Linked DNA regions of Homo sapiens: region 2 is linked to region 1. Evidence: chromatin loops called from intact Hi-C (ENCODE). Cell type or tissue: heart left ventricle. All regions are shown on one strand.

The links. A loop is a pair of places that touch in the nucleus more often than their neighbours do. Peaks named below come from ENCODE experiments on the same cell type or tissue, not always from the same donor. Only the 100,000 strongest peaks of a DNase experiment are listed, where the experiment ranks them.
Region 2: it touches region 1 in a loop (28-fold over the local background); 61 of 110 quality-filtered maps call a loop at or near these places.

What each region holds. Positions count from the first base shown.
Region 1 is chr13:112,605,402-112,607,901 of GRCh38, reverse strand. It overlaps a transcript of TUBGCP3 not described here. Among named protein-coding and RNA genes, the nearest start is that of TUBGCP3, 18 kb to the right of the region's middle. RefSeq lists silencers at 1,218-1,447, 1,478-1,527. In heart left ventricle, a CTCF peak has its summit at 1,315 (motif pointing right); a DNase peak (open chromatin) is centred at 1,391; H3K4me3 peaks cover 1,274 bases; H3K27ac peaks cover 468 bases.
Region 2 is chr13:111,473,406-111,475,905 of GRCh38, reverse strand. No RefSeq gene overlaps it. Among named protein-coding and RNA genes, the nearest start is that of LINC02337, 120 kb to the left of the region's middle. RefSeq lists an enhancer at 540-1,040. In heart left ventricle, a CTCF peak has its summit at 1,277 (motif pointing left); no DNase peak of the experiment used is centred here.

The DNA of each region.
Region 1 (2,500 bases):
ATGCCAAGATTCTTGATCCTATTTAAGTTTCTGATTTTTAACAGACAGTAGCTTTGTTTAGGTTCAGTGTATAGGACCTGGCCTATTTTTGTGAACTGTAATTCCAGTAACAATTTGGTTTTCAGAGCCTTGCAAGGCTAATCTGGTCTAGTTCAGATTTCAGCAAGGTGTAATTTTTTAATGAACATCTATTCATTTTGTAATTAGAAAAATAAAAACTCACTGTACACATGCATCTTATATACAACATGTTAGTATGGATGACACCAGGGCCAAGTGAATACCAGAGTCAAGAACCAAGAGTCAAGGCCATAGGAGAAGAAACAAGTCATACAGTTCAGGGGTGACAGTGGCAGGCAGGACTATCTGACATTCCCAGGTAGCAACAGTTTGTGGGCATGAGGCCTCTGTGCACACTGGGTTATATAACACGTGCTTATTTCAAAGGCACCATCTAGCATCTGAGAGGTGTTTGCCTAGAGGCCAGCCTTGGATTCAAATTTAGGACTTGTGGCTCTGAAGCCACAATGTTACTGGTTGCAAAGTAAGATACAAGATAAAACAATCTTAATTAATTAATTTTACACTTTTAAAAAACAGCTACTAGAAATTTTACTTTAAACCCGTGAAACTCATTTGTGATGCACAGGGTTTCTTGTGCTGTGGAGATGAGACCATCTCTGTTTGCCGAATCAATAAATCTCTACAGCCGGAGCTTTATTAAGTACTACTATTGAAATAATTGGATAAATTTAGATTCTCTATTTTCCCATTAATCTTGGATTAGTTTTAATATATAAAATAATGCAATCCTGACATATGTATAATGCTAAATTAAGGTTCATTTAAAAACAGACTCAGTATGCTAAAGTGAATCTCTCTATTGATCTTATTCATGTAATCTTGAAAAAGTTCATATATTGAAATCTACAAATAAAAATTCCATACCCTCTTTTACTGCTGCCATTTTTACATGCCTGCCAGGTATTTTTTAAACCTCTCAAAATCCTGCAAGTGAAATCTACTTTGAGGATTGGAACACGGAAGTCCAAAGCAGTATCTCGCTCGGAGTCGTCTCTGGCACTGGGATTTCACCAGGACTTTCTGAAGGGCTTTGCAGGGCACCTTGCAGCCTCCAACGTTCTCTTGCTCGTGCAGGGTGGAACGAGCTCCTCCGCATTCTGAAAACCGCCTTTTTCAGTCAGGCAAAGATTGTGGACCACGATCAAATAGACTCATTTGTAGAACTGGGAGAACCCTCCTAATCATCTGACAGTTACTCTTAGATTTCGTCTCTGAAATCGGTTGCGATTCCCGCTGGACGGCAGGGGGCAGCACCAGGCCGCCTCAGGGCCGGACCCGCGCGGGCGGTGCCGCCGCTTCCCCTCAGGCGGCCGGTGTGGGTGGGGCAGCCCGTGGCCTGGGCGGAGTCGGGAAGGGCCTGGCGGGCAAGAGCCTCAGACTGAGGGAAGGAGAGGGCGCCTTTCCGCGCTTCTGTTTCCCTAGAGGAAGGAAAGAAGTTGAGAAAATTCAGAGCCAAATGTAGATTTTCTCGAGTGCCTCATTCCCCACAGCGATCTTGCTGGTAACCGGGAGTGTGTTTTTTCTGCATCAAATGCTCAAATGCGGTCTTCCAAAATGTTTCCGACTGCGGCAGGAATTTCAAACGAAATCCTCGGAGCTAGAAGAAGAGTTACAGAAAATCGCGAATTTCCAGGCAACACGCCAGGGATTTGGGGAAGAGAACAGTAAAACGTAACAGAAATAGCAGCTTCCTGACACGGTGGAAGTCATCTGGTGAAGATTTTTTATACATTTTATATCGACTTTTTAATCTCCTAATTTATGAGTAAAGTGTTAACCTAAGAAGTAAGAATGCATTTTGTAGCTCATCATTGTTTAAATAGAGGCTTTGAAATTCAGCCCGTCTCGGTGATTGTAGCCGCCATTACAAAGTGGCTGCGGGAGGGGTCTGGCCTCTGCTCAGCCACTCACTGCTGTGTGATCTTGGGCAGAGCACTTGATGTCTCTGAGCCCGTCTCCTGAAGCCCAAAGCCAGGCTGTAATATCTGTGTCGGCTGTTCCGTGAGGAAAGATGCCTCATCTCTAGCTCTTCCTCAAGGCTATGAATATAATCAAAGGCGGATGCTCAGGGCTGTGAATAAGAGTTCAGTGACGCAGCGTTTTATCCAGTGCATTCCTCTTCCCAGGCGTCTGTGACATCGTCTTACCGACCAGCTGCCCCACTCTGGGACATTTACATCGCTTTGCAGTGGCCGCACTGACGGTCGACAGCTGCGCCAGGACTTAAGGCTCCAGCCTGGTCCCCTCCTTGCTTCCCAGCACTGCCTGGTCAAATGGTGGAGGACAAAGTGGAGGCAGAAGACGGAGGCGCAGCTGACACGTGGACTAAGGGCTCTCCAGGCATTCCGACTTCTGAAGAGGTGGCTGACAGCCTGAGCTCCATGGAAAGGTTGGGATAAAGAGCCTGTGTGATTGT
Region 2 (2,500 bases), 1.1 Mb after region 1:
TTCAAAATATTGATGGCAGAGGCATTACTGCTGCCATTCTAGAGATACAGGAGCAAGATGGACGATCAGGACACTTCCCAGGGTGATCCAGGAATCACGAGTGTGGCTGGGACTTAAGTGCAGCTCTACCTAAAGCCTGCACATCCAGTCACCTCGCCGCCCTCCCAGCCCCCAGCAGGACAGCTAGGCCCACCCTGGGCCACTCTCAGCCCAGAGCTTCTGGAATCAGTATCAACCCAGTAAATAAGATGACAACACGTTAATGGAATCAGTGCCACCCACACGCTTCTGCTGGAACAAGTGGAAAAGAGGCGTGAAACTGTTTCATGAGCAATAAATACAATCCAGAGATGGTCCCTATTTCTAAGGTAAAGTGGCAAAGCATGGGAATTATAGGGATTGCACCCGGGGCCCTCTGCTACCTCCGTCAGCACCATCCCTCCCCTGTCTCCTGGGGTCCTCTCCAGCCTATGGAGAGTCACCCCGACAGCATCCCTGGTGTGGACGCGATGTGGCTCTGCAGTTATATTAACAAATGTTGGCTGGGAGTGGTGGCTCACACCTGTAATCCCAGCACTTTGAGATGCTGAGGCGGGCGGATCACAAGGTCAGGAGTTCGAGACCAGCCTGACCAACATGGTGAAACCCTGTCTCTATTAAAAATACAAAAATTAGCTGGGCGTGGTGGCGCACGTCTGAGTAGCCTCCAGCTACTCAGGAGGCTGAGGCAGGAAAATCACTTGAACCCGGGAGGCGGAGGTTGCAGTGAGCTGAGATCGCACCACTGTACTCCAGCCTGTGCAACAGAGCGAGACTCCGTGTCAAAAAAATAAATTAAAATAAATAAAAATGTCATCGCCCTCAGGCAGAACCACGCTGAACAAAGCCCTGTAAAGCCTCCCCTGTTCCTGCAACAAATCCTGCACAGATGGAGCCCGAGGTGTTGCCGGAAGCAGAGGAACCTGAGTGCTGAGACCCCAGCGTGGGGCCCCTCCCCGGTCCCTCAGCAGCAGCTCCGCGTCCCACGCCTGCACTGCAGTGGCCTCCTGCACAAGCGAGGGTGCCAGCAGAGTTGGGATTGCAAGGCAGGCAAGTTGGGGGAGCTTTCAGAGTCAGGCCTCCCCAAGGAGCCTGGGGACCAGAGCTGCCCATATCAGCACACAGGACCACAGCCTTCTCCGGCACCTCAGCCAAGCCTCAAATCCTAGACAGGACTCCCTTCTCTGGATCCACCTGCCCAGCAGCACATTTATTTTAAGAGGGATTTTACTGACATCTGGTGGCAAGACAAGAAACCTCACTCTTTAGAAATACCAGATCCAGGGATTTAATCAGCCTCCATCAGAGACCATGAGCTCTAGAATAAAAAGGAAGCCAAGAGAAGAAATGCAGGGTTCCAGGACACTCACAGCTCCCGCCTCCCTAACAGGCACCAAGAAAGTGGGTGAAGCCGGAACTCGCTTGTATCCCCTGGCACCTGCGTCCCAGTCCGGCAGCAACGTCGCTTCCATCCACAACAACGAACACCTTTAGAAAACTCCCCAGCTTGGGACAGTGACTCCCTGGAGCCTTGTTCCCGAGCACTCGGGGTTTCCTGACCCCTCACTGGGGCTGCAGCTTCCCTCTGGCGGAGGGGGACCTCGACACTCCCCGAATTGGCCCCTGTCCCATAGCAGGAGGTCTCCTACCAGCCCCACATCAAAGTTGCAGGGAACAAGCACAGGTGACCTTGTGGTCCAAGCGTGAATGGATAGAGCCTTGTTTCACCCCACGACAACATTAAGGTGCAAACACTGGTGTGATTATAAGACATTTTCATGCACCCGTAGCTTATCAATGAAACACTTTAAAAACATGACCAGGCCTCAGTACCAAGTGCAAATCTACACTCACTAATCAGAACCTCCCCCTAAAAAAGACTAGGTCTTGTCTGGACAAAAGGGTAAAAAGTTGGACTTCTAGGCCGGGCGTGGTGGCTCACGCCTGTAATCCCAGTACTTTGGGAGGCCAAGGCAGATGGATCACTTGAGGTCAGAAGTTTAAGACGAGCTTGGCCGACATTGTGAAACCCCATCTCTACTAAAAGTACAAAAAAAATTAGCCAGGCATGGTGGTGGGTGCCCCTAATCCCAGCTACTCTGGAGGCCGAGGCAGGAAAATCAATTACTTGAACCTGGGAGGTGGAGGTTGCCGTGAGCCGAGACTGCACCACCGCCCTCCAACCTGGGCAACAGAGCAAGACTCTGCCTCAAAAAAAAAAAAAAAAAAAAAAAGTTGGACTTCCAGTCCAAAGTGAAGGACTTACTTTTCATTGACAAATGGGACAATACAAAGAGTATGCAGTCTGAACACAGCCATTCACACCCACTTAGACACACTCCTAGAAAATGGGCCCAATGTGAACAGCTGTGCTTGGCTGGGGCTGTTGTAGGTAATCACGTTCTTCATGTACTTTCTACATGTGTACTTTTTCCAGGTTGGCACAGCCCCCTGGCCTCCG